Regions from separate parts of the Mus musculus genome. Here all the other regions are linked to region 1. The links are chromatin loops, found by intact Hi-C in ENCODE. Cell type or tissue: left cerebral cortex. All regions are shown on one strand. Region 1 holds the start of Lhx1 (LIM homeobox protein 1). Region 2 has its middle 22 kb from the start of 1700109G15Rik. Region 3 overlaps Tbx4 (T-box 4). Region 4 has its middle 13 kb from the start of 1700109G15Rik. Region 5 holds the start of Tbx2 (T-box 2). Region 6 has its middle 21 kb from the start of Mrm1. Region 7 overlaps Hnf1b (HNF1 homeobox B).

Region 1 (4,000 bases):
TGGGTGTCTTCGGGATAACAGGATCTCGCGCTCCTCACTTGGCTCTTCCTGGGGTGTCTGAATTCTGGGTATTAATCGACTTGTTCTAGGAAGTGTTGGGCTCGCAGGAAAATCGCCGGCGCTCAGTCCAAACCTGCCCTTTAGGTGGGAAGGTCGCCTTCTTACCCTGATCAGCCCTGAGTCTAAGCCTAGGAAGGACCAGGAGAGGGATTTATGCTTGAGAACTATTGGCTGCACTACTTTGGTCCACAGCCGCTCCATGGGAATGGGTATGTGGACAGGGGTACCGAGAATGCTTTAGAGGTCCCGCACTCAGAGGTCGGGGGTGGGGTGGGAGCAAATCTCTAAGAAGGCGTGTGAAGCAGGCCGTGGCGGGTTGGATTTACAAAGCAAAGATCATGCGGGTGGGAAGGCCAGAGCTGCTGATGAGTTTCGGGGTTGCCAGGTGGTGCAAGAGAGAGAAAAGGGGTCATTGGCACAGCCCTATAAAAACCCAACAACCTCATCAAACAAAAGCTAGATTCGTAACAGCTTCTTCTCTCTTCGCTGGAAAAGGGTATTGTGTTAGTGGATGCGGATTCACTGCCAGTCCAACCGCGTTTCTGCACACTTTTCTCCTAATTTAGCCCTGTAGAAGATCTGCTAGGCTCATAGATGAAATAACTCTAAAGACAGATTCTGAAATTCCATCTAGATTTGGCTGCAGGGTCCTTCCAAGTTTGATCAAATGGGCTTTCCTAGCACCTCCCCCAAATAAGAGCAGAAGTGGCACCACTTTGAGATGTTTGGGTTAAGCTTGGGGGAGGGGGGGCTGCTATGCTTAACTTGAGTGCTCCTGGGAACTAGAATACTCTTTAAAGCTCAAGCCTTCAGGACCCGCATCGATTTCCACACTTAGGCAGATTCGTCGCCGTCCCCCAAAGAAGGTGGCCAGGAATTTACAACGTGGACAGAATTGGGAAAGTGTAACATTCCTAAGGAATAAACTCTGGTAGGTCGGTTGACGTCCGAAGAAAGGAACTTGTTCGAAGCCTGGAAAAGGGACGACCGGAATGGGAGCCAGGCATATTCGGTCAGTGCGCCACAAGCCTCCCTCCCCTGCTGCTACGGTGCAGTCCCCCGCTGCTACCACCTCCCCCCAGCTGCGGGAGCCCCGCCGTTTCCCACCTAGTCATTTGTTTTTGTTTGTAAAAGGTGTCTCCGGATCACAATTTTCTCACAACTTCTTGCCAGAGTTGGAGCTCCTCACCCGAAGCGCTTCCCCACCCACTCTTTCTCCCACCCTGGCGCCGGGCCTCCGGTTTCTCCCGCCCCCATCAGGAAATCGCCCGAATCAACTTTGCAAGTGAGCGCAGCGGGAGATCGACACTCGTGTCTCCCAGACTCCCTGCCGGGTGGACTTTGGATGGACAGGGGGAGGAGGCACCGAAACAGACAGAAGGCGAGATTACGCTGCCAAGCGCCCCCTACCTCTCCTTAGACTCGAGCTACGCCGGGGGCAATTTCCAGGCCAAACGAACAAGGGGCGGGCTATCAACACCTAGTGATTTGCAAAACCAGTGTACTAGGACCTCCCAAGCTTCCAGATCTCGCTGCAATCTAATCCCAACAAGTCTTTTTAAATATATAGGTTTGCTTTTACCCCCACCCAGAACTCTGACTTCCTCCGCGCCTCCTTTCCGCGCTTCCTCCCGCCTACTGTCAATCCTTGATGCCGAAACGGACGTCTTACCAAACCTGGAAGGGGCCAGGACATCTCGCTGCTAGTCGCCGGCACCGCGCGGGCCCGCCGCCACTGATCCTCTAAACGCGGTCTCCCCGCATTCTCCCCGGCCGGGGGGGACGCAGAATGGTTTACAGAAGGACCGCGAGGCGCTGATTGGTCACAGACTGCCGTGACGTCGGCGGGCGCTGCATTAAGGCGAGGGGGCTTCCAGGGCTCAGCCAACAGCCAGGAGCAGTGACCGAGCCGCTGGAGCTGGGGAGAGACGCGCGGAAGACTGGGCCAGGAGACTAGGGACCGAGGGACGCGCGCCTGGGGAGAGCCAACAAGGAACCCGCGGGCCGGACAGCGACACCGGCAATCCGCGCCAAACTGTTCCAGCCGCTGGCCTTCTATAGCCGCAGCCCCAGGACATTCTAAAGCTCTCCAAGACGCCCCCTCCCCTGGCTTCTCGCGTTGACCAAGGAAAAGAAAAAGGGAGGGAAAAAGAAAGGAAGGAGACTAGAAAGAAAACCCAGATTTGCCACCGCACAAAAAGAGAGGTGGGGGGGACAAGGAAAAAAAAAAAAGTCGAGCGACTGTGGGGCCGGAACACAGGCAGCGGGATCGTGGGCCGAGCGATGCAAGGCTGCGCGCCCAAGCGGCCGCGAGTTGTGACTGAAGCCAGGATGCTCGTCCAGGCGCAGTGAAGAGCCAGACCGTGTTGCCTCCCCAGGAGTCCAAGCGCAGGGAGGGCCGCTCGGAGGACGCGGCAGACTGCCTGGCAGGCCACCGGCCGAGGTGACAGGGCTGGGGCGGTGGGGAGCGAGCGAGTGCGCCCGGCTGCGTCCGCCCGAAGCGGACGGTCCCTTTCCATTTTTGACTGGCACAAAAAAGAAAACTCTCCAAAGGGGTGGGGGCTACCTAAGCAACAACTACAATCAACAAAATATCCTACCCAACCCGCCATCTCCCCCACACCTCGGTCTGCCCCCGCCCCCTCCCCAGGCCCAGCGCGGGCGCCCAGAGCGTCCCAACTCACTGCAAGAAACCGGCAATGTAGGATCCAAAGCTTTCTACTCCCGTGTTCTTTTCTTTCCGTGTTTTTTTTAAAGGGGAAAACCCGGTGGTGGGCAGTCTGACACGCACACAACCTGCCTTCATACTCTGACAAAAGCAGATGCACTTTGACTTCTGACAGCTCTACCTCAAGCTGGAGAGAACCCAGCTTTCCCGAATCCTGAGCTCTTGGCGTCTTCCTTTTCGTCTGTTTCCATTTTATTTATTTACGTCCCGCCGCCTCTCACGGTGACCTTCACTCCTTCGCGGGCTTTGAGCAGAAGAGCCGCTTTCTAGCCCGCTTGAGACTGATTTTCCTCGCCCGGTGAGCTGAGGTGGCGCTGCTCCATCCCGTTGCCCCGGGACTCCGGGGCTGCCCTCTACCAGCCTGGTCTCTCCCCCTTTTGATTTGCTAGTACGGGTTTTTTGCTTGCCCAACTAGAGAGGGTTTCTTCTTTTTGGAGGAGCTGGTTGTCTTCAGAAGTCATCCCCTCGACTCTAATTGCCCTGTCGCTCCGGGCCTCACCGGACCAAACCAAAGACCATGGTGCACTGTGCGGGCTGCAAAAGGCCCATCCTGGACCGTTTCCTCTTGAACGTGTTGGACAGGGCCTGGCACGTCAAGTGCGTCCAGTGCTGTGAATGTAAATGCAACCTGACCGAGAAGTGCTTCTCCCGGGAAGGCAAGCTCTACTGTAAAAACGACTTCTTCCGGTGAGTACTTCCCTCCCGCGCCTCTGTTGCTCCTTCCCCATGGGCCCTTCCAGGCCAGCTTCGGATCAGAGGTCTGTGTGGCTCTAGCAGCCGCGTTAGGAGCTGCCTTTTACTAGGGCAGCCCAGTCTTTTCCCGCTTCTACCTTTTAGGAAGCTAGTCGGTATTGCGAGATATATTAATTTTCTCTTTATCTTTTTATAAACACATCAGCTGTAGTACTTGGTTCTGGAAAGCGTGGTCCGGGTTTGGCTGCCCGCGCCTGGGAAGAAAGGGTCTGAGATGGCTTCAGCTCAGCAGCCCTAACAAGGCGAGGGAGAGGTGGAGCAGCCTCGGGGTTGCAGCTCTCGCTTGCCTTTCCCGAAGCCAAGCTCTCCAGCAACCAAAGACGTTTTCTGGTTCTCCCAGCTTGTTGGTTCTCCAAGTTGAGCTTAGAGGCTCCAGCTTTATTCCAGTCCCTGCCTCTTCCTTCTCCAAGAGATCTTGTCGGAACTACAGAGCCCTTGTGGCCCAGAAAGCCACAATAA
Region 2 (4,000 bases), 170 kb before region 1:
ATGCTGTGACTGACCCCTTTAATACAGCAGTTCCTCATGTTATGGTGACCCCCCCCACGGCAAAATTATTTTCATTTCTACTTCAGAACTGTAATTTTGCTACTGTGATGAATTGTAACATAAATAATTTTGGAGATAAAGGTTTGCCAACAGGGTTGCGGCCCACAGGTTGTGAAACTGCTGACCTAATTCAAGGCGGGGGGCTCCAGGGAATGGTATCTAAGTTATAAATGGAGGTTTTAGTTTGGACTTTACTCCTACAGGGTGAAAACCTTGGCACTGCTGGGACACCCTCTCGGTTGCCTTGCAAGAAACTGAGGCCCCAGGAAGGAGCCTGCCCAGGTCCAGAGGGACTTTAAAAAGCTGTCGCTGGGCGTGGTGGCACACACCTTTAATCCCAGCACTCGGGAGGCAGAGGCAGGCGGATTTCTGAGTTCGAGGCCAGCCTGGTCTACAAAGTGAGCTCCAGGACAGCCAGGGCTATACAGAGAAACCCTGTCTCGAAAAAACAAAAAAACAAAACAAACAAACAAACAAAAAAGCTGTCTACCCAGTGGCAAGGAGGTGCCTTCCTTCCCAGCACTCTGCCTTCTGGCTGCTGTGGCCTAGGAGGCTGCCAGGCAGAAGAGCGCACTGGTGCATGCAGCATAGGGGACATAGAGGTCCCCAAGCCCTGCCACTGGGCTAGGAGGCCCTGAGCTCATAGCTGAGGCCATTCCGGTCTACAGCTCTCTCAAAAATGCCTTGGTAAACCTAGGCAGTGAGGGCACTTTTAGCCAGTGACCGATCTCCACCATTTTGGTTGATGGAAGTGTCCCCAGCATGGAGACTTACTGATGGGGAGGATGGGGCGGAAGAGCACCCCGGGGCATATTAGGGACTATAGAGGGTCTCCCTGGGGGTCACTGGCAAGGAGGGTGCTTTAACGCTTGGGAGCCATCCTGCCCCTTGAGGACTAGGGAGGAGAGTCAACCCAGTGTAAATGCTGGCAAACAACTAGGTGGAAGGGGAGAGCTAGGGAATGCTGGAGTGCAGAGGAGGGGCCGTTTGAATCTAGCCAAGCCGTGGAACTCAGAAAGCAGATGGAGCGCGAAGAGCATTCCAAGGGGAGAGAACACCTGGATAAAGACCTAGAGACCTGTAGGGTGGGGTGTGCGCAGGCGCAGTTGGGAGGTGGGTGCAGGTCTAATGGGAGGGGCTTAAAGGGCAGACGTTGATGGTGGGGTTGTGAGCAGTGTACTTCTAGGGAGCCCCAAGGGTTCTGAGAAACTCACTTCCTGGAAATTACCTCTACATTTGTCAACTCAGACGCCCCCTCCCCTTTTCTCCCTTCTGTTATCAGCAGCTCTGTGTGGTGACACCTGATGGCAGTATTAGGTAGGTGTGGCTGAGGAAAGCACATAGACTTTGGAAAGCCTGTGACCTGTGGTTTTAGAATTAAATCACCCCAGCAAGATGTGTGGCCTTGGTGGACAGGCTCACAATTTCCCTCAACTCCATTTTCTGATTCGTAAGGTAGGGACAACTAGAGTTCCAGACAGAATTTCCCAAGACTGGTGAAGAAAATCCAGCCAACTGGAGTCTTTCCCTGTTCCTACACCTCGGGTCTAGACATTCTGACCCTAGTCACTTGCTATCTCTCAACATAACCTCTCTCCTTACCTTTGTGACCTATGACATGGGTCCTGGATGCCCTCCTTGGAGAAACACTTGACATTTGCCCCCCCCCCCTACCCTGCTTTTGACCGGTATTAGGTATCAGCCTGGCCTTGCTTTGGCCAATCTTTCTTGCTATCACCTATCCTAGAACACAACGGCCTGTCCTCTTGGTCCTTCTGGTTTTCCAGGCCACTCTGGTTCTTGTCTATATTTTAGTCCTCTGTCACAGAGCTAAGGGGATGAGAGGCTGACCCTGGGAGGCTCCGGGCTCACTTTGCAGCTAAGAGTAGATGGAAGAGTGGGCTCAGGCCGTCTGGGAGGCCAGTTGTCTCTGTATGGGGTTTATAGCAAGAACAGCTCAGCCTATGGGGAAAGGTATGACAGAGAGCAGGGAGGCTTAGCTGAGCCCTGGCTAATTGGCTGTGTGGCTGTGTACAGGGAACTGTCCCCTCTGTATCTCAGATGATTAACCAATCACGAGAGAAGATCCATAAGTAAGGCTTGTTCTAGTCCTTACCAGGGGTCTGTCCAATGCATAGGTCTGAGATGTTGCCTTGGTGGCAATGAAGGGGACATCAGGGAAGCCATTCTTAGGTAACTCCACCCCCCAAGGTTCTGGACACTTACCACCCCCTTCTGAAGGATTTACAGTGGGCTGAATTCATTTGCATGACAAAATTGGCTCAGGCATCCAAGTGTTGCAGGACTGGTGTAACATTGCAGAGAACAGGCAGCCAGGAGGAAGGTTACAGCTGACAAAGAAGGAGCAGATCACCGCCCACCCACTCGCTTGCAGCTTCTGCCAACCACCCCTCTGCTGGAGTGTGATGGGACACTCGAGACAGTCACTAGCTCCAAGTGTGTGCTGGCGTTGGGGGGAGCCATGCCAAAACTTAGGAAGTGGCAGCCTGCCGGAGATGTGGGTGGGGTTCTGCTTCTGCTATCTTTTTATCTATGGGGGGGGGGTTAGAAGTCCTTTACTATTTCAGAACACCTCCCCGCTTGGCTTACTCCGTCCGTAGGTTATCTCTCTGCTTACTCTTGGGACCTGATAACACAGGAGTTCCAGAGCTACTGTCTGTACACCCGTCTATTCACTCACCTATCCACAGATCTATCATCAATCCACCAACCTGACATCCGTCCATCCATTCACCCACCCACTCATCAGTCCACTCACACACTCATCTATCTACCTGCCCACCCATCCCACCTACTCGCCATCTGTTTACCGGACTCTCTGCCCACCCATGCACTCATTCATTCTCCCATATACCCACCCATCCAGCAGTCTGCTCATTAATCTACGAGTGTGCCCTTCCATCTAGCTGGCAGAAATGCACTGGACACTTGATGTACTGGTGCAGAGCCAGGCATGTCTCTGTGTGGCAGCTTCGTTTTCTATAAGGGTCACAGGGTGTATCTCCCAGGATTGACTCTGGGCTGTGAGAGTATTTTCTGCACTTTATTCGATTAGGCAGCAGGGAATGTGAGGGTCAATAAAGCAGAGTTATTGCCCCCAAAGAAATCACAGTTTTAAGAGGACTGGTGCTGTGGTCCTGCAGAGCCTGTGACATGTTATGGGGAAGTGTGTGGGGCTCTGCTTGAGTTGCAAGTAGAGTTAGGTCTGTCATCCCTCTCTCTGGGCCTCACACTGAAGAAGCTGAGGCCTGAGAAGGTTAGAGGATTATCCAAGGCCACATTGCAGTACAGACAGGAGGACTGAGGGCTGAGCCTTCCAATACTGGAAGTTTCCGAATGCTTGGAATTTGATTTCTTACCCTCAATTCCAAGGGGCCTCCCAGAGCCTTGGGCTGTTCTGATTCCCTCACTTAAGGTTATTGGTGAGTAGGCAGGGGCCCAGTGATACAGGACATCTCAAGGGATGATGTAGGGAAGAGATACTCATGTGGCTTAGAAGGAAGCCTGAGCCGAGCATTCCTGGCTGTGCTGTGGGATACACCAAGGGTGTTTGGCCTCAGAACAGAAGGATGGCTCCACTAGGTCAGATGAGGTAGGGGTGAGCTTGGGCTATAGAAAGCTGAGGCCAAGTCGTAGAACAGCACCTAGGCTGCAGGTCTCAACTCTAAACCTAGCAGACAGGAGTAGCTCACTCCCTCGGCTTGCTAGTTCTTCCGGGCTCTAGCTCCGGGTACTCAGAGACCCAGAGACCGGAAGCCTTGAATGGCCAGGTCCGGCCCCCATCCTGTGTCCACCCAGCAGCTCACTCCTTTAAGGATCAGCTACTTTAAAGCCCTCCGGGGTCTAGTCGGAACTCTAAAGCCTTTCACCAAGCTTCCTGCCTGTACCTAGAAACCTTTAACATCAGTCCGTGTCCTGA
Region 3 (4,000 bases), 1.4 Mb before region 1:
CAAATGTCAATTCTGGAGTGTTCCTTATTTTTTTTTTACTCCCCTCCATATCAGCAGGCACAAAGGAACAACCCCCCTTCCTCCACTCCTGTAATGCACCTGACATTTTTACCAGCACCATTCACAGGAACCCCTGGTTTGAGTCCCATAGTTAAGGAGGACAGCAGGTACACATACGGTTACCTGCTTCAAACAGCTGGTACCACAGAGCCGCAGGACAGTAGTTACTCAGTGAAGTGCACCCAGCTGGAAAAGGATATGACTAGCCCACAAGGTCACTCTGCCAGGAATACTAAAGTGTCCTTTTTTCCATCCCCCAAATGCAGCAAACTTGGGCCCTAAAAACAGCCTTCCCCCTCCCCTGATAGAAGCCCTAGGTGACCACGACATTTTTTTTTTTTTTTTTTGACGAAGACAAGAGGGTGGCCAAGTGTTCACGTTTCCATGTTCAACAGCGAACCAAGTTCACAATGCCTGCCAGGGACCCCCTGCACCTGTGCACCGTGCACACAACACAAAACAAGCCCTGGTTTCTTTTGAAACGAAATTTTGTCAAGTGCTTTATGGGCAGCTGAGTGATGTGGGACCTTTTCTCTTGTGGGTGAAATGGAAGCAGGTAGAGACCGCTATGGCTCTTATCTGAGGGTTGCACAGATGGAAACAGTTGAGTTGGTAAGAGAACACTCTTCCTACATTCTAGTCTGACTTCATAACTCTGTTCCTTGATGGTTTACCATCTTCTTTCTCCAAACAACAATTCTGAGGGAATGGACGTTTCTCATCTAACTTGTCCCTAGAGACCAAAACCAAGTGTATGGATGCAGAAAGGGCTGAGGACCAACAAGTTTCCTAAACCTTAACTCTCCTGTGTCTGTAGCCTTCTCCTTCACCTGACAACTGCTCTATTGGGCCACTACTGTCCCATGTCAGAAACTGCAGCACAGCCAATGTCTGCTTTACACACACTCACAGGCATGTGACTACTGGAGCATAGCATACACATACACACACACACACACACACACACACACACACACACACTGCTCTGTCTTTCTCTTCTCACCCTCTCCTCCCTCTTCTCTCCCACAGACACTAGTGCATTTTAAAGATGTTTCCACTTTATAAATCACCCTTCCCTGGCAGCCGCTGAGAGCTAGGGAGGTTCCCCAGCAACACACAGAACCGCCGGCGCCTTCCCCTAGGCTGAGGAGGGTGTTGCCCTGGGATAAGTATATTGGGGTTCACGCAGCTACCAAAAAGTTAGGGCAATTGAGACACACAACCTCATCATCCCTTCTATCAGCGGAAAGCAGATCAGGCCAGAGAAATTCACCGGAGGGCAAGCATCCCAGCAGGTGGCCCCTGGGCTGTGGCTGCCCTTATTTGCATCAGCTTTTGCCATCAGCATAATATAGCCTTTCTTTTTGAGCCTTCACAACCTCCTCCCCACTCCCGGGTCCTCAGAAGGTGTAAAAACACTTGAGGGCCCTGACCGCTGCTGTAGGGTGTGGTGCGGGGATTCCAGTGGCAGATAAATTTCCCAGTGATCCCCAGACCAGCAACCCGGAGGACCCCAGCCCCTTCAGATCCTCCTGGCTCCCACCTCCGCCCTCCACCTCCGCCCTGCCTGTGTCACTCTCCCCGGGTGACCTGCCCACCTGCCGCCCTCCCCACGGCACGCTCCCCGGCTGACCTGCCGGCCTTGGTGATGATCATCTCCGTGCCTGCCTCGTGGAACTTCTTCCACAGCTCCTTCTCATGCAGCCCCACCTTGATGTTCTCGATGGTCTGGGGATGGGAGGGAGGGAAACTGGTCTGTCTAGCTGGCCCACGGCTGGGCTCCACGCGGAGCCTGCATAGACCAACCAAGCGTGCAGATCTTGCCTGCCCCAGAGCCCACTCCTCAAGATTTCGTTTCACAAAATTATTTTGAACCGTTGGCGAATTGGAAGTCAGATTCAAACTCCCTCCTTTGGGGCTTCACCTACGGATAGGCCTACAGAGGAGTAGAGGCGACACTGCTGGCCCGAGGGACACCGAAAAAGGCTCGGAAGGTGTAGGTTGTGGTCGTGTGCAGGGTAGCGGCTCCAAAGCCGCCTCGGTGCCGCTTCTATGGCCTTCCTGTCTGTCTCCCTCCCTGGCTTTCGCCCTCTCGGGGTCCTCAGAGCTGGACATTGGTTTGGGTTCGTCCCCTGAAGCAAAGATCTCCCTACCTGGGCTGCGGCAGAGTCAGCCCCGAGGGTTGGAGGTGAGAAGGGCTCTCCCTCGAAAGCAAGACCCATGCCCCGTAGAGAATTTAAGAGCCAATAGACTCTGACCCCAGGAGTCCAGTCTGCGATCCAGGACGGGTCCAGCACAAGCAGACAGCCCAATGGCCTTACCTGCTCCGCGGCGGCAGCGGCGGCGGCGGCGACGTCGGCGCCCTGGCCCGGTGGGCTGCTGAGCGCTGCTCCACTAAGGCCCGGCGTGGCCAGCGCGGGTTCGGGGGCGTTGGTGGTGCTAGTGTTGCTGGCCTCCCCGAGAGCTGGGCCCGGGGCCCTGAAGGCCTCCTCGCTCTCGGACAGGCCCTTATCCTGCAGCATCTCCTGCGGGCACAGCACACGCCGAGTTACTCGGCCAGATCCACACTGGCTAGAGGCCCTGTGGCCCTGTGAAGAGTCCCCCAGGCTTTGAGTGGGCACCCCTGCACACGTGGACCCCGCCCCCTTCTGAGCTGGGGGAGGGAGCATGCTGGAGGGCAGGACACTAGCCTCCTCCCTTCAGGTTCTGGACCGGGGAGGGTCTACGTGCAGTTTAAGGTCTGACTGCCCCCAAGGCTTGGGGCTGTATGAGGAGTAGGTCTTGAAGAAAGACCGCCTTCTAGGCATGGTCTCAGCTCGTTCGGGGTCCCTCCCTCTTTCAACTACAGTCTAAGGCCTGGGTCTTCTTGTCCATTCAGAAATAGCTAGGGTCTCACTTTTGGCCCAGGGTATCCAGGACACTCCTGGGACTTACAGGAGAGGAGACCTAGGCCTGAAATTAGGAACCGGGTTCCTGCAGCCCCATATCCGAGGGCCCCAACCCCAAACTGTGGTGCTTCAGGCCTGCTTATTCCAGGTTCTCGGAATAAGGCTTCTAACCTCACACCACATTCTCCTCAGCCAAGAAGCGCCCTCTCTCTTGGGGTCCCTCTGATCCAGACCCTGAACTCTGCCAGGGGGCTCCCCAACCTGTCCTCACATTCGCACAAGCTGGCTCACACATTCCCTCTTTAATTCCAAAAAAGAAATCTTCCTTGGGCCAAAGGATTCAAAACCTTGTTAGCTAACCACTAGTCCAGTAAGGCAGGTCCATTTCACAGAGTCTGGCCTTGCCTCAGGGCACAGCTAAAATTTCCCCTAGGTATCCCTGCCTCTTCACCTGCCTGCCCATGTGCACAGTATGATCTTGGGAGCACCAAAGGTGAACTCTAGCTTACAAGAACCAGCCAGTCCTGTATCCCTCGGGGTCCAGCCATGTACTGTTCTGCGTTTCCCTTCCCTTCCCGCCACCCTCTACTCTTCCTCCAGGATCTGGCCAAGTTTTAGTAGGTTTTGTGTATCTTGGCTAACTAAATCTCTCCCCTTTCTCCTCCCACAAGCTTTCTGTTCTACCCCAGATCTCTTTGGCTATCCCCAGACTCAGGCCTCTTGCCTACCCAGCTCACCAGCCTCTGCGCCCAGGTTTAGACTCCCAGGGCCTCCAAAGTAAACAAGCCAAGTGCAACTGAGGAGATAAAAGGGGGCCGGGGCCAGCCAGGGCTGGGAAAAGCCCATAAAGATAAGGCTGACAGCCCAGCCGGTCTCGGCCACAGCCCGCCTTGAACAAGCCAGACTCGATGGACATGGCCTGCCCCTGCACCCGCCTTGAGCCACGTGCTGGTTCCCCAGCGAGCTTCGAAAATCCAGGATTCTCACAAACGGGGACGCTGCAAGGTCCCGGCAAATGCACCGGCTTCCACCCTGTTTGGGCGCCAACCAAC
Region 4 (4,000 bases), 180 kb before region 1:
TCCCTTCCCTTGCTGTTGATGTGAATTTTTAAAAAAACCTCTCCCGGCCCCGTCTCTCGCCACTTTCCCCATGCCCATCCCTTCAGACCCATCTACCCCTCAACCCCATCTGACTGCCAATTGAAAAGGCCGGAAAATAATGTGAAATAATATAGTTTATCACCCAGAGGCTGCTGACAGGCAGCGCGGCCACCTCTGAAAACAGGCAGGGAGGCAGGGAGGGCGAGGAAATTATAGGCTGCACAAAGGAGAAAAAGTTAAAGTGAGCGCTCCATAAAAGAAAGTGGAACTATTATGCCGCAAAATGCCAACTCATTACAAAGCGCCCAAATAAGAGAGAAATACGGCGCTGCCTGTAATAGCGGTTTACAAGGCAACATTGTACAGCAACAGAAGAAACGCTGCTATAATTTGCTCTAACAACTCCAATTATCCCTTTTATTGATTTGGCAACACATTTAATAGGAGTAGCCACACCTCTTCTGTTACAAATCATTAAAGGTGTTGAACGGTGTAATTTTAAAATTGTCCTCCTACAGTTGTCAGTATGACAGCATAATTCTCCCTGATTTCGGCTATGTAAACACCCAGGCACAGTCCTTTCCCCTTTACAAGGCCAGAGATGTTGTCAGCCTGGGGTTTTTGTGCAGAAACATCCATTTAATGCATGTCTTTTTTTTTCCCTCCAGCTGTAATTGCACTACAGTTTGGTTTAGTGCAGGTTTTTTCTTCTTCTTCTTCTCTCTCCCTTCTTCTCTTTCACTCTCTCTTCCTCTTTTCTTGTAACTAGGAGGAACATGGATCAGAGAGAGGTGGAAATAAACAGCAGGCTGTTTGGCCTTCTCTTTCTTCCTCTGTAGCGTTAATTGCTACTTAAGCCTGGGCCCTGCACTTAACATCCTGGGGGCAGATCAGGAACGCCCCCACAGAGGCTCAGGGTGCGCAGGCGCGGGGCGCTTTGCTTTAGCTGTGGAGCTCAACAGAGCCGGGCACTCCTGCTGGGTCTGCTGGCACTGGGTTAGGTGGAGCTGGCAGGGGACAGCCAGGCAGGCACCAGGGAGAGGCTCAGGTGAACAGAGACCTTCTGTGCGGTATGCTCTGGGTCAGCCTTCCCTGCTCCATTCCCATCCTTGACAGCCGCCGGCTCCTTAAGGGGTTTTGTTTTGTTTTGTTTTGGTCTTGGATGTGGACATCTAGACCGGAGGGAAATGGCACAGGAGGAAGCTGAGGAAAGTCCATGACCTGGGGTCACTTAGGAGAAAGGGCTGAGCAGAGAAGAGCCTATGTATTGCGTGGGATGGAACTTGGGTGTCTGGCCCTGGGCTGTTAAGTGGGAATCCGGTTGTGTGGCATGCCAGAGGCAAGTTCATGTCTCTACCTGTGCACTCAAGACACAAATCCCGCACTCAAATTAGAAATTTTGGCAGGGACCCCACCCCCGCCCCCAAAAAAGAAATTTTGGCAGGTCCCACACACACCCAGGTCCTCTATGTGATTGGGAGCAGAGAGGCTCCTTCAGACAACTCCAGCTGACCAGACTGCTGAGCAGGGAATCTGAATGAAGCTGGCATCCGGTAACATCTGTTCTTTGCTTCTTTGCTCCACCCCACTGACCACCTACTGATCACTGGAATTAGATTTAAGCTGCAGCAGAAGGGATTTAAATTAGACCCAAAGAACCAGTGTTCTGGGGACCGCAAGGCTCCAGATTAGCCAGCTAGGACTCTCCCGAGATCATCAGAGAGCCTTGCTGTGCTCTGGTTGGGGCAGAGGCCGTAGTTGTCCTGATGGTACCTGCCTCTGCACACATGATGCTGTGCCCTTCTACTGTAGTTGAGCCGGTGGCCTTAGCTTCCAGGACAGATGCTCTGACACACCTGCAGACTTTTTTGCTGTTGGCAGAGTCTAGCTCTTTCCTACTTGAGCCTGTGGTGCCCCACGAGGAGACCGTGCATTCCTACAGAGGAAAGCTGGGATCTGCCTCCAGCCCCTCCAGTATTCCTGCACAGCAGAGGCGTTGGACTTCCTGTGCCTCAGCCACTGGAAGTGGAGGGCAGCACCTAACAAAAGGGCCTCCACTGGACAGTAGCCAAGCACACTGAAGCTGAGCTCCAGCCTGTTTCTCGCTTTGTCTGGCTGCCTTTGGCGCTGTTCATCTGCTTGGATGTCTGCGGTCCTGCATGTCTCTCCAGGCCTGCCAGGCTCAGATAGGGAGCAGAAAGGGGTACAGTGTTCAGATTAGTGTCATGGGGTGGTGGTAGTGAGCTGGCTTCAAAACCTGCCCCTCTCTCTCCCCCACATGGACAACCTTCTCCCAGACTTCATTACAGGCTGTGAGTGCCTGAGACGGATCACCTCTTTCTCAGCTGAGGTTGGGGGTGAGCTGTGGCCCTCTCCATCTCTTCCTCTCACTGTGACCCCAATCACAGCACCTGCCCTTGTCTAATTGGCCAGTGTCAGTGGAAGGGGGGAAGGGAAGGCTGATGTCCAAGGAGGAAATCCCATTAGGGGAGCGTGAGCCAAGTTATTAGTGGTGAAGATGTAATTGGGGTTGGTGAGTAATCTCAGCAGATCCATCACCTATTTATGGTACACCCAGCTGTGTGACCTTGGCTGAAGTGCTTCACCTCTCTGGTGAAATAGGACCTCCATGATTGCCAAGAATCTCTACATTTGGGGGAGTGGAATCTCATGAACTCTGACTCACCCCCAGTCTCATGTCCATCCCAGAGGTGCTCAGTCAGGTTTGGCCTCTGAGTCACTTGTACAACCGCATGAATTCTTCCTAAGTTCTACACTCCTCGAAGTCAGTACCTGCCACCGCCCCCAGCTGAGTATCTCACATATAGTAGGGCGTGTATCAGTTTTATGAATGGCCGGCTGATTGATGATTGGATGTGATTAATAACAAGCACATATAATTCCAAGGCTCTTCGCTTAGACAGTGCATAATTGCTTGGGGGAGAAGCCCTAACCAACTGCTGAGTTATGAGCTTCAGTGAGCAACTACCTGTATCCTGCATGTCCTCGGTAGCAGCACTCCCAAAGGCTCCCACAGACAGATTTGGTGAGGACTGGAGCCATATGGACATTAGATCTTAGCTGCAGAGCAGGATGCTTAGTTGAATCTTAATATGTGTGGTTTGTCTTTGTTTTGTTTTGAGACAGGATCTCACTGTGGTTTCCTGACTGGCTTGGAACTCACTATGTAGACCAGGCTGGCCTCCAGCTCAAAGAGATCCACCTGCTTCTGCCTCCTGTGTTCTGGGACTAAAATTGTATGCCACTATGCCTGGACTTAATATTAATTCTGTCCTTCACTAGAGAAAAGACACCCAGTCCCATGGACGTGAGACGGAGCAAGGTTGGGGCTGAAGGGGATGAACAGGAGAGAGGTGAACTCCATACACTCTTTCTTGTGTTGTGGCTTTCGGGTCTTCCTCTTCTGAAATCTCTTCCCAGAGCACACAAAGACAAATCCTAGGCACTCAGGAAATACCTGCTGATCCAATGAATGAATAAATGAAACCTCTTGGAAGTAAAAGATGGAAGGCACCAAACAAGACCACTCAATGGAATTACCCAGGATCTTTTCAGCCTCTCTTCTCCTAACCCTCATGTCCAGAGTCTAGTTTTGCTCACACACATACTGATTCAGAAACTCATGCTTTGACTCACGGCTAAGTTTTAAAGCTTACCCATGAGTTTCTGATATGTGGACAAGTTGGGATGCCTTGCCTTAGAACGTGACCAAGATGATATATATGTTTAAGGTGTATATTTGGAGGGATTTGAGAGATATAACTCAGTTGGTGGAGTGGCCACCTATTGTGCTTGGTACTTTGGGTTTGATCCTCCAAACCACATCAAAACCAAACCAAAATTCAGGTGTGGTGGCACATGCCTGTAATCAGGTGATGGAAGGAAGCTGGAAGATCAAAAGTTCAACGTCATCCTTGATGTGGTGGCTCGAATGAAAATGACCCCTTAAGGCTCATAT
Region 5 (4,000 bases), 1.3 Mb before region 1:
TGGACCCAGACAAGTGGCTTAGAGGAGCTCGCCAGGGTTGTGCCACCTGTCCCACTCTTTGGCTCCCTTGGAGAGTAAAATTTGGACCCTGCGTTCCTAGCATCTGTAGAGCTTGGGCAGATTGCCCCAGGCGCCCTCTTTTCATTTAGATTCCCAGTCCTGAGCCAAGAAACGAAGGAATAAAATGTAAAAATGTCAGCGGGAGCCTGAGTCTCTACTAATTGCTAAGTAAACATCTCCACTCCAACTATGGCCCAGCTGTGTTGAGTGCCTCGGGGGAGTATGTGTGTCTGTGTGGGTATGAGGGGGAGCCGGGGGATTTATGTGGGTGCTGCTCTTCTGAATCTGAGTGGGTGGTGAGTTCTTGAAGCTCTCTGCAATGCTGCTGCTATCAGGTGGGTTTGAATGGAGGGTTGGTGTCTGTAAATGTTGGGGGGATAGAGACGGAGGGGAGGTAGGGGCCAAGTCCACTCCCCACTCCCACAGCACACCTTGTCATTCTGGTAGGCAGTGACAGCGATGAAGTCGGTCTCTGGGAAGACATAGGTGCGGAAGGTGCTGTATGGGAGCTTCAAGATGTCATTGGCTCGCACGATGTGGAATCGCGGCTGGTACTTGTGCATGGAGTTCAGGATGGTCTGTGAGGAGCAAGGATTCAGCCAGCAGTTCCCTGCTATTGGACCAACAGCTCTCTCTCTCTCTCTCTCTCTCTCTCTCTCTCTCTCTCTCTCTCGTTTTTTTTTGTTGGTTCACTTGCACTTCATTTTATATTTTCTCATGCTCCCCCCCTTCTTCACAGCTATTCTTTCTTTCTTTGACGCTGCCCAGTTGGAAAAAGAAATGAAACAAAACGGAAGAAGACAAATAACACCGTCTCCATTCTTTCACTTCACTGTCCCCTGGCATTTCTGGGTCCTGAGATACAAGGGAAGAAAACTGTGTGTGTGGAGGGGTGCTCGAGGACTAGCTATAATGCACTGGGAGGCTCTCTTTGTCCAATGAACCCCCCATCATTCGCTAGGAGCTTGGCTCAGGTAGAAATGAGGAGTTCCTCATTATGTTCCCTGGCTGGACATCTGCCTTAATAGAGCAGAGATCTCCAGAAGGCTGGAGGAGAGCAGATTTAATGTCTGGATTCCCTCACCATAGGGTAAGGGTTAGCTACAGGAGACAAGCAGGTGTCCAAGCTGCATATCTCCAAGTCCTTAGCAGGGTGACCTCCACAGGACTCGGGCGGCTTGACCCATTCCTTACAGCACCTGCTTCACCCTTGATTCTAGGAGGGGCTCTCAAAATTCTGTTAGAAAGAAACTGAGATTGAGAGCAGCCTGGAGCTTTCCACAAACAGTCGACATACTTTTCCTCAGGCTTGCAGAACAGGGCTCTGGAAGCCTAGGCCCAGTTTGCCTGGGCCACAGACAGGGGCACTGTGGGTGGGGGGTGTTCAACTAATGCTCCCCTCTAGAAATCCTCTAGCTTCCTTCTACCCACTCGACTGTGGGGGCCCCTGGGCTCTCAACACCTTCCCAACCTGCCCACACTCACAAAGCCATGCTTGTCAGAAATGTTGTTGGTCAGCTTCAGTTTGTGGAAGGCCACAGGCTTGGCCATCCACTGTTCCCCTGTGGCCGGACTGTCCGGGTGGATGTACATGCGTTTAGGCATCTCGGGGTCGGCTTTGCCTGCCACCATCCAGCGGGAGTTGTGAAACTTATAGCGGCAGTCATCGGCAGCCACGATGTCCATTAGCAGGATGTATTTGGCTTTCTTGTCCAGGCCGCTGACTCGCACCTTGAAGGGGGGGAACATCCGCCTCGGAGGGAGGGAAGGGGGACATGCCATTGGGACCCGGCTCTTTTTTGTCCCTTTACCTTCCCGACAATGACATGACATCCTACTTGAAGCTTCCCTATCTACATAATTTGTCACAATGTCCTCCACTTGTGCTGTGTTGCTACCTGGAAAGACCCAGCCTGTGCTTCTTACTCCCAAGACATCCTATTTCTGCCGGCCAGAGCCTGTTTTGTAAAGCTTTGGATGCGTTTTGCACTCAGTCTGGAGACCTTTCCTCCACTCTGATCTAAGATGAGGGTTGATGCCCAGGAAAGGAAACTAGGCCCTTTAGAGATACACTAGGCTTTTCTGAATTGCCTTGAAATTCGTAGAGAGGAAATAAACTCTTGGGACAGGGCTTGAAGAAATAAACTATCAAGGTCTTTGTCTGGGAGAAACGATTTAGAGGCTTAATCAGGGAACCCTAGCCTAGAATTTCGGGGGAACAGGGTGAACCTGAGGCCTGGACTTTCAGAGACTGGAGTGCTGGGAAGATTGGGGATTTTATTTTTCTTCTGGCTTTAAGGCCTCAAGAGGTGGCTGGTCCAGTGCTCCAAGCTCCAAGGACAAGCAAGACTCTCTCCAAGGCCTAGCTGTGGGCTGGACAACTCTCTGCCGGAACCAAGTGGTCAGCCTGGAGCTAGCAGGAGGCGGGATGCTAGTCCCACTATGGACTCCAGTGATCAGAGCGGAGAATCCGGGAAAGATCCCTTTTCTTAGGAACTTCCAGACCGTCCAGGAGACGGAAAAAACAAAAACAAAAACAAAACAAAACAAAACAAAACAAAACAAAAAAAAAACAGTGAGACCGCAAGGGGCTGTGGAGACCCGCCAGAGTCTCCGGGGCTTTGAGACTCAGAACAGTTGGGACTATTCTTTAGGAACGTGTTTTCGTTTTATTTCAATCGAGAGATGTTTGCTTTTCTTTTTCTTTTTTAATTCGCTCCGGAGCCAAACGGAAAAAAAAAAAAGTCAGCTTGCTTGTCTGTGGAAAGGAGTGTGGCGCCAGGGCCGGAGCGGGGGCAATCCGAGAGAGCATCGACCCAGTGGTGGTGGGTGCTGTGCGGTCCCCGAGCCCGCCCGCCCGGCCCGTCCTACCTCCCGGACTTGGTGATGACCATCTCGGTGCCCAGCTTGTGGAACTGGTCCCACAGCTCCTTGGCCTCCAGCGTCACCTTGGGGTCGTCCTCCACCTCGTCCTCGGGTTCCAGGCTCTTGAGCGAGCGCAGATGCGCGGCGGGCGGGTGCGGGCCGAGTGCCGAGACGTGCAGCCCCGCCTCGGCCGCCGCCGCCGCCGCTGCTGCCGCGGCCGCCGCCCCCGCCAGGCCCGGGTCCGGCAGAGGCTTGCCTAGCGCGCCGGGCGGCAGCGCTAGCGCCGGGAAGAAGGAGGGCTGCGCTGCCGCCAGGAAGGCGGACATGGGGAAGTCGGCGGGCCGTGGCGCGTGGAACGGGTGGTAAGCCATGGCGCTGGCTGCCAGCGCCGGCTCTCTCATCGGGACATCCGGCCCAGGCTCCTGGGAGCCGGGGCCGGGGCCGGGGGCGCGCGCCTCGGACCCCCGGCCCGGGCGGCGGCGCGCGCGGAGGACGGACGGCCCGGGCGGCGGGCGCGGCAGCGGCTTCTCCCGGCTCCCCGTCCCGCGCACCTCAAGGGGCGCAGGGCTCTGGACGCGGGGGCGGAGGGGGCGCTGCGCGGGGCTGGGCTGGGCTGGGCTGGGCTGGGCTGGCCGGCTCCGGCGCCGGGGACCACGCGCGACTGGTTAGATCTTGTCCTGATCTCTGGAAAACTGTGACTATCTCACATGTCCTGCCCTGTTCGGATCCCCTGCGCTAACGAGCCAGGCCCCCCTTGATTGCTGATTTTACGCTTTTTGGACCAATTGTGGGTCTCCGGGGGCGGGGTTTTGACAGCTCAGGCCAAGCTCTGGACGGGAGGGGAGGCCAGGGAGAAGGTGTCGGAAGCCTCAGCAGTAAGAAAACATGTCAACAGAATAAAATATTAACCAATGACGGGCCAGCGGGCCCCGAGACCCCTCCCCCTGGCCTGGCCCCCACCTCGCCGCCCGCGCCCGCCGCTGCCTGGGCGAGGGCTGGAAAGCGCAGAGGACCGATCTGACCCGCCGTAAGGGCCTGAGGCAGGGGGCGCCCGGGTCCCGGGGCCTTGGGGAAG
Region 6 (4,000 bases), 270 kb before region 1:
TTAAAATTCAAAGTCTCTTAACTGTGGACTTCACTAAAAAACTTCCTTCAAGAGGGAAAAATATCAGGGCACAGTCACAATCAAAAGCAAAATTCAATCTCCAACTGTCCAATGTCTGGGATCCAACTCACGATCTTCTGGGCTCCTCCAGGGGCTTGGGTCACTTCTCCAGCCATGCCCTTTGTAGCACACACATTGTCTTCTAGGCTTCAGCCACTTGTACTCCACTGCTGCTGCTGTTCTTGGTAGTCATCTCATGGTACTGGCATCTCCAAAACGCTGCTGTCTTCCAATGTAACTTGGCTTCAACAATAGTCTCTCATAGGCTCTCTTCATGGTGCCAAACCTCAACAAATTTGCATGACCCCTTCAGGCCTGGGCCATCAATTGCAACTGAGGCTGCACCTTCACCAATGGCCTTCCATGGCCTTTCACAGTGCCAAACCTCAGCTGCTCTGCATGACCCCTTCATGCCTTCAAAATCAGTACCACCTGAGTGACCCTTACACAATACCAAGTCCCGCTGCAGCAGGAGTACAACCTTGGCTATCTCTGGAACACAGCCTTTGTGCTTTCAGAAAACACTTCACAGAAGATGTCACCTCAACGATGCTGGTCTCTTCTTAATCACCGCTAATTTCTTAGCTCCAGCTAACCAGCATCAATAGTCCCAATAATGCAAAGGTTTTGCTTTAATAGTTTTGGTATCTTGTTCATCACAGCTGATTCTTCACCCCAGCTAACCAGAAGCACAGAATAATCAAGCTCCAAAATAGCAATGGCTCTGAAAAGAGTCTTTAATTTTCCCTCTGAAATTTCACAAGCCAGGCCTCCATCTTCTGTACTGTTCTCAACATTATCTTCCAAACTCCTACACAACATCTGACAGAGCTCTTAACACCAAATGGATCTTCTAGCCCAAAGCTCCAAAGTCCTCCCCAAAACATGGTCAGGTTGTCACAGGAATACCCCACTCCTGGTACCAATTTTGTCTTAGGGTTTCTATTCCTGCACAAACATCATGACCAAGAAGCAAGGTGGGGAGGGTTTATTCAGCTCATATTCCACATTGCTGTTTATCACCAAAGGAAGTCAGGACTGGAAGTCAAACAGGTCAGGAAGCAGGAGCTGGTGCAGAGGCCATGGAGGGATGTTCCTTACTGGCTTGCTTCCCATGGCTTGCTCAATCTGCTCTCTTATAGAACCCAAGACTACCAGCCCAGAGATGGTCCCACCCACAAGGGGCCCTCCCCCTTGATCACTAATTGAGAAAAATGCCTTACAGCTGGATCTCATGGAGGCATTTCCTCAACTGAAGCTCCTTTCTCTGTGATAACTCCAGCTGTGTCAAGTTGACACAAAACTAGCCAGGACACCTGGCAACGTGTGCCTTTGCCTCCTGAAATGTCTCATCAGGCCTGGAGCTATTTAGGTTTTTCAAGATTTTACTTACTTTATTTTTCCATGTGTGAGTGTTTTGCCCCCATTTTTGAATGTACACTATTTGAGGCCATGCCAGAAGAGGGGTTTGAATCCCCCAGAACCGGGGTTACAGAGGCTTGTGAGCCATCATGTGGATGGTGCGAATCAAACCATGGTACTCTGGACAAGAGCAGCAAGCACTCTTAACCACTGAGCCACCCCTCCAGCCCTCTGGGGGCTAGTCTTAATTGAGTCAAGATCTGGTTTTGATTTTTGACAAGCCATTGCGTCTCATCCAGGGTCACCAGAACCTCAGGAGAAGGGCTGAGAGGTCATGGGAGGGGGGGATGCTCAGCTTCTTCTACCTCGGTGCCCTCCTGCCCTCCACTTTCCAAGATGACTTACATATCTTTAATTTTTTAAAAAAATTAAAGATGTCTAAGTGTCTTGCCTGAACATATGTCTGTATGTAGCGTATGGGCCTGATGTTGGGGTTACAGATGGTTTTAAACTGCTTAGCCCCACCTCTTGAGATAGGATCTCATGTAGCTCCTGATCCTCCTGTCTCCCGCGCCTGGGAAGTCACGTGGGTTTTCCACCCATACAATGCATTTCCCTCCCATGCCCACTCTCACATCCACATCGGGAAGTCTTAGCTCCACTCAGCACCTCCTGACCCTGATTGTCAACTCCCGGTGATGCCTTTCAGGGGTTTTGTAGCGGCCTCGTGTGATGTCAGACTTCGCCGCTAGAGGGCAGTAGACTCCGTAGACACAAAGTTTGAGCCCAGATGCGCAGCAGTCATCCTTAGCCTGCCTTTGCTGGGCTGTCCCCTGGACCTCCAGCCTGAGGCCCTCACTATTAGATTTCAAAGCTAGAGGATTTGGCGACAAGGCGTATTTTCCCAGAGCAGATCCTCTGTGAGATGTGCGTGGAAATGACAGAAGGAGTTTTTGATGGTTCGGTCATATTGAGGTGTCCCCAGGACAGGCCCACCTTCCGGATGGGGAAATGTCTTAGTCAAAGCCGCACCTCGCAGAGGCTGGCTGACGGTATGTCAGATATGCAGAGAGGAATGGTTAAAGAGAGACTCCGCACAAATTGCTGAAGGAGACGTGGCCTGAAGGCAGAGAGCTGAAATTTGAATCTAGATCTTTCTGACTTCCATGTGTCTATTCTTCCATCACAGCCTTTCTAGTCATTCAAGATCCTGATCTAATCCTTGTCATTGCTACACTGAAGGCAACTGAAAATGATGCCTCGGGCCTCAGACTCCATTTCCCCAACCTTCTGGTACCCTGCCTATGTGGCAGGGTCCCTGGCCCCTCTGAGCGGCAGCTTTCTGTAAGCAGGTGCGTAACCCCTTCCTCCCAGGGCTCCGTGGGATGGAATGAGATGAAAGCTACTGAGACCCCTCTCCTCCAGAACCCCGGTGACTTGGGGTTAGACCATCCCCCTACACACACACACACACACACACACACACACACACACACACACACCCCGGACTCTTGTTCTACGTCTTGAAGGCTAGGAGAGGGTTCTGAACTCTCAATGTCTCCTCTAGCCTTCTCTTGGGATCTGAAGGATCTGGGGGTCTCCTTCCTCCGGAGTTTCAAACCTTCACAGCTGCTGAAGTGGTCCGGCCCCGTTGCCATGGTAACAAGGACCGGCCGCCTGCAGGGCCGGTCCTGTGCCAGTCACATTGACCTCACTTAGGATGATTACTTTTCTGCAAATAAAATAATTATGTTAATAAAGAGGCTGTTCGTCCTTCACCACCACCCCCTACCCTGCTTGGCCCGCTTCCCATCCCCACCTGGGGCAAAAGCAGCTCCTTCTGCCTTCTTACCTCCAGCGGGGGGGGGGGGGGGGTGCATCCTGCATCCTTTTGTGGGATGTGGACCGGGATCCTGCCTGGGCTTTAATTTTCAGCAGCGCCTGTCTTACCTTTGCCTCCTAGCCAACATCTGTGTGGAAGCTGCCAAGGTGAGATGCTACCTTCCATCCTGTGTGCCTCAGGTGCGCTGCACAACACCAGCCAGGCCTCCCTCAAAAGCTGCCATGTTCTTTGCAAACGCTCCTGCAAGAGGACTCTCTCTATTCCTCGTGCCAACTGTGTGAGTTGGGATTTCAATACTGTTTCCCAAATGAGAAGACTAAGATGACAACAGACAAAATGCAGAGGCTACACACACACACACACACACACACACATACACACAGAATTTTTGTGTGTATGTACATGACAACATGCTATGATGTGCATGTGGAAGGAACTACTTTTGGGAGTCAGTTGTCTCTTCCATGATGTGGGTCCTGGAGATGCAACTCAGGTCACTGGGCTTTAGTGGCAAACTCTGCCACCTGCTCAATCATCTTACCGGTGCCTCCCCCTTTTTGAGACAGGGTTTCATATAGCCCAGGATAGCCCCAAACTTTCCATATGGCTAAGTAAACACTCTATTAACTGAGCTATGTCCCCAGCCCCAAACAATAAATAGGACACATCATGTGGACTACGTTAAATGTGGAATTATATGTCCTTACAGCTTTATCTCTCCCCCTTGAGACAGGG
Region 7 (4,000 bases), 670 kb after region 1:
TTCTGACGTACCAAGTGTACAGGGCAGCTCTCTTCTGGGTCTTCATGGGGGTGCCCTTGTTGAGGTGTTGAGAGAGGTGGGATTGGTTCAGGCCTGTGACATCGACCACCTCCCTCTGGGGGATATTGTGCTGTTGCATGTATCCCTTGATCATTTTGGCAGCCCTCCACGGGTCCTCGCTAGACAGAGAAACAGATCTTTAGGATGCTGGTTCAAAATGCCCAAAGGAAAGTATTCACCTGCTGGGAGCAAAAAAGTCATTTTCAAGTATTCCCCCACCTGTTGGAACTCCAGCCTCACGAGAGGTATAGGGCTAAAAGCAAACTATATGCAAGAGGAGTAGGCACCTCCGACCTTGTGCCCTCCAGATATAGCCTTTCCTTCCAAGAAGGGCTTTAAGCCTGCCCTTACTGCCCACTCCCCAGACCCTATCCCCTAGCCGTGGAAGAAAAGACTCTTGCTTTGTTCCACTCTCCTTGGATTTCAAGAGACTAAAAGACAAGAGTCTCACCAGAGAGCTGAGATGCGTGGAGCCCGAGTTGCTACACGGAGCCAAATCTGTTTGAAAAGTTTTAGTAAAAACTCTCCAACATTATTCTCCTTCTAAAAAGGAGGTCCAGTCTGTTAAAACAGGGGTAGGTCTGTGTGCACACCTCCTGGGACACAAGCAACAGTCAGTCTTCTAAAGACTGCCTGGGCATTAAATAAAATTATTTTTGTTTGATGTATCTAGAAACCTCCAGCAATCAAACTGAAATATTTCATAAGCATTTGTATAGTTGTGATTCCTTTTGTGATCAAATATTACATTGTTTTTGGAGTTTTAGCAAAGCGTTCTCAAATATGCGCTCTCTCAAGTTGAACAGGACACTTGCAAAGCAGGTATGCTTAAAAAATAATCCACAGCCCCGCCTCTAAAATAAAACCCATCAAGGAAGAGTAATTTCAGTATTGGGAGTAAGACAATGCTCCCAAATACTCTGTTTGCCTGTAAGATTGCATCTCTCTGATACAGAGAGGCCACCTGGGAGGTAGCAGTTCTCCCTGATTTCAAGTTTGGACTGAGAATAGACATGCTTCTGGTTTCTCAAAACTGCAAGCACAGCTTGCATTATAAACACGGCACGAGGGTATCTCCCAGGCTTTTAAAAAAATGTTGTTTTAACTTCACTGTTACTTTTTCTTGCTTGTTAAATAGGTGACTTAGAATGAGAACTGTCATTGAAATGAAGAGACTAAGAAAGTCTCTAAGAATCATAAGAGACCAAGTCTCATAAGGCACAGCACAGATCAAAAGTATTAAAGGAACAATACAAGTATGTATATGAGTTATTTAATGCAGCTATAGAAACAATTCTTCACTACATGTTGATATATAATATACACAAACATATACACACAATATATTAGCTTAACAAGACATCAAAAAGCAAAGAGAAAATTGGGTTCAGATGAAACAATAAAAATTGGTGTTGAAGCTGAGGCCAAATTAGATACAGTGGTAAAACAATTATTTTTTTCAATGGTGCCTGAAAAAAATCAATTAGTTTGTTTAACGCGTTAAAAATCTCCAGCAATCAAGGGAGATATTGTATAGCATTTGAATTGTGGCTATTTCAGCAAGCCTTTGCTATCGGATTCGTGAGAAGCCAGGCTTTCGAATGAGATGTTTTTGTGAATTGTAAACGTTCACATTAATGGTACATAAATTAACTAATTCCTCAAGCATTTATTAAGGCCCAGAAAGTAGAACAACATAATGAAATAGTAAGAAAAAAAGCAGAGGAACTGCGTTCCAGTGTCAGACCTGGAGAATTCATCCTGAGCAGGAGGAAAACACGGCAATCAACATTTTAAACATAACCACGTAAATAACAGCGATCGTCTAAAAGCTCATTGTTGGTTAACATTTCCACAGATATTTTTAGGGTGGAAAAACATTTCTAACAGATACGAACCATAGCTTCAAAAGTTAGAGAAAACAGTATTTGGGTTTTAAAAATTACCACTGTATCGCTTTAACAGATCGTTTGGCCATTTTTCCTTTGTTTAGCTTCTTTACCGGTTATTCTACGTACCTAAAAAAAACCTAGCATAAGAGTGTGTTCTAAACGTGAGTGGTTCCGTGAAAAGGGGAATTAACAGCGAGATGATTAAGAAAAAAGAAAAACAAAACAAAAGAAAAACCGTTGAGACAAAACCTTCAGGCCCTGAATTAAAAATATTTGAATTGGGGGTTAAGATGGCGTAGTTATATCTTAAAAAACAAAAAAAAAAAAAAAAAACCTGAAAAACTAAAAAAAAAAAAACTTCTCGGATCCCAGAATGCCCCGCATATTCCCTACGGAAGAGAGCTCTGAGGCCCAGGTAAAGAGTTATTGGGAAATACAGTTTCCTCCCTAGGAGAAACTCGCTGTAGCGAGGAGCGCTCGGCCTTTGTAGAGCCAGCGCAGGTGTCAAAAGCAAACCCACAGTGGCCACAACGTCCAGCCCGCTCCTTCCTCAAGGGTGACTTTGCTTCCCAGGAGCAGAGACTCTCTGGGTCCCGGCTCGCGGGGAACCAGGGGCCTTGGTCCCTAGGTGGCCCACCAGGTCTCCTAAGCCCCTGGGGCACACCAGCCTCCGACCCGCAGCCGGGGAGCGCGCGACACCGCCGTTTGCAACCCTCCACTCTGGCCAGGTTCTTCCAGCCAGGGTAAAGGCGACCAGGCGCGCCACCGAGTGACCCTCCTCCCCCGCACACCTTTCTTTTCTTTCTGACTTACAGGGGAACAAGGGGGTGGAGCGGGAAGAGAAAAACAAAAGAGAGTGCCCGGTACCCTGCAGTCGGCTGCGCGGTGACCTGCGAGCCGCTAGCAATTTCTTGAAAAATTACTTTAATAAAGTCAGACGCTCCAGGCCCAGGGGAGGGAAGGCGGCACCAGCTTGCGAATGGGACAGAGCTTCAGGGTGTGCCCTGGGTCCTCACCCCAGCTAGAGTCTGGGCTCCTCTCCTTCTGCTCCCCATGGCTTGGGGGTGGGAAGAAGGCCCAGGTCCTAAGACCCCCGACTCAGAGACTCTGCGCCCGCAGAGCTCTGCGGGTGTCGGCTTCCCAGAGCAGCGCGGGGACCTGGGGGTGCGTCCCGTACCTCCGCGCGTGTGTCCGGCGAGCACCCCCTCCTGCGTTTTGATTTCCTTCCCTTTCTAAGCCGAGTTTACAACTTCACCAATGAATAACCCGCCTCTCTTTTCAACCTAATCACGTTTTGTGTACTTTCTGTTGATGATTTATAGGAATAAATTAATAACACCCCAACTCCACGTGCTGCAGTTTATGTTACATCTCCGCTCTGTCCAGCCCGGGGTGGGGACCACGGTGGAGAGGCGCCCTCGGCCTCCCGGGCTTCCCTAAGTCGGCTCCGAGGCGAACTAGACAGTGGCTCTCAGGAGGAAGGACCTAGGCCCCAGGGGGCTGGCGACGGGATGCCGGGTCCCTGAGCCAGGCCCCAGGATAAATTTTCTGCCAGCCTGCCGTCCCAAACCTTCCGAGGGGCTCGGTACCTCAGTCTGTACCCTCTACCCCTGACACCATCCAGGCCGCTAAACTCAGCCAGAGGGGGAAAAAAAAAATCATTGCTACGTGGAGAAACAGCAACGAAAGAAACCCAAGCTTTTAAATTAGAGCAAAATCATTTTAGGGGTTAAAAAAACAAAAAAAACAAAAAACTTTTAGAAGTCCTCCAGATTGCCTTGGCTAGAGGGCGAGCGGCCGGGTCCCCAAAGCGCAAATTCAAATGCAAGGTCATATCCCACCCCAAGCGCGCGCTGCAGGAGAGGAAGCCGAGCCAGGGAGGCCGCCACAGTCACTCCGGAACTCTGAAACTTTGAAGCCGCAGGGCTTAAGAGTCAGAGGCCACGCGAGGGGCTCCTTTCTGAAGCCAAGTGGCCCCGGAGCGACGCGCAGTCTAAGGGAGCCGCTTGGCTCCTTGGATAATTAGTAACTAGCTGTCAAAGCGTAGG

The links. A loop is a pair of places that touch in the nucleus more often than their neighbours do. Peaks named below come from ENCODE experiments on the same cell type or tissue, not always from the same donor. Only the 100,000 strongest peaks of a DNase experiment are listed, where the experiment ranks them.
Region 2: it touches region 1 in a loop (2.4-fold over the local background); 2 of 42 quality-filtered maps call a loop at or near these places.
Region 3: it touches region 1 in a loop (7-fold over the local background); 5 of 42 quality-filtered maps call a loop at or near these places.
Region 4: it touches region 1 in a loop (2.7-fold over the local background); 2 of 42 quality-filtered maps call a loop at or near these places.
Region 5: it touches region 1 in a loop (12-fold over the local background); 11 of 42 quality-filtered maps call a loop at or near these places.
Region 6: it touches region 1 in a loop (3-fold over the local background); 11 of 42 quality-filtered maps call a loop at or near these places.
Region 7: a loop joins it to region 1, with 9 times the contacts of the local background. A loop is called at or near these places in 7 of 42 quality-filtered maps.

What each region holds. Positions count from the first base shown.
Region 1 is chr11:84,523,481-84,527,480 of GRCm38, reverse strand. Lhx1 (LIM homeobox protein 1) reads left to right here and starts at 1,947. Exons shown (of 5, transcript NM_008498.3): 1 at 1,947-3,475. The coding sequence starts at 3,306. Lhx1os (LIM homeobox 1, opposite strand) reads right to left here and starts at 1,821. Exons shown (of 4, transcript NR_038057.1): 1 at 1,733-1,821. In left cerebral cortex, a CTCF peak has its summit at 2,339; DNase peaks (open chromatin) are centred at 3,475 and 3,706.
Region 2 is chr11:84,696,122-84,700,121 of GRCm38, reverse strand. No RefSeq gene overlaps it. Among named protein-coding and RNA genes, the nearest start is that of 1700109G15Rik, 22 kb to the left of the region's middle. In left cerebral cortex, a CTCF peak has its summit at 2,463; DNase peaks (open chromatin) are centred at 2,449 and 2,854.
Region 3 is chr11:85,888,645-85,892,644 of GRCm38, reverse strand. Tbx4 (T-box 4) reads right to left here. Exons shown (of 9, transcript NM_011536.3): 2 at 2,382-2,585; 3 at 1,694-1,788. The coding sequence starts at 2,582. Among named protein-coding and RNA genes, the nearest start is that of Tbx4, 4.3 kb to the right of the region's middle. RefSeq lists an enhancer at 1-1,306. In left cerebral cortex, no CTCF peak of the experiment used is centred here; a DNase peak (open chromatin) is centred at 1,914.
Region 4 is chr11:84,704,948-84,708,947 of GRCm38, reverse strand. No RefSeq gene overlaps it. Among named protein-coding and RNA genes, the nearest start is that of 1700109G15Rik, 13 kb to the left of the region's middle. In left cerebral cortex, no CTCF peak of the experiment used is centred here; a DNase peak (open chromatin) is centred at 2,065.
Region 5 is chr11:85,832,433-85,836,432 of GRCm38, reverse strand. It overlaps Tbx2 (T-box 2), which reads right to left and starts at 3,818. Exons shown (of 7, transcript NM_009324.2): 1 at 2,932-3,818; 2 at 1,546-1,813; 3 at 492-638. The coding sequence starts at 3,326. RefSeq lists a promoter at 3,293-4,000. In left cerebral cortex, no CTCF peak of the experiment used is centred here; a DNase peak (open chromatin) is centred at 2,385; H3K4me3 peaks cover 225 bases.
Region 6 is chr11:84,796,296-84,800,295 of GRCm38, reverse strand. No RefSeq gene overlaps it. Among named protein-coding and RNA genes, the nearest start is that of Mrm1, 21 kb to the left of the region's middle. In left cerebral cortex, a CTCF peak has its summit at 2,178 (motif pointing right); DNase peaks (open chromatin) are centred at 923 and 2,184.
Region 7 is chr11:83,852,083-83,856,082 of GRCm38, reverse strand. It overlaps Hnf1b (HNF1 homeobox B), which reads right to left. Exons shown (of 9, transcript NM_009330.3): 2 at 1-179. Among named protein-coding and RNA genes, the nearest start is that of Hnf1b, 3.2 kb to the right of the region's middle. In left cerebral cortex, no CTCF peak of the experiment used is centred here; a DNase peak (open chromatin) is centred at 1,715.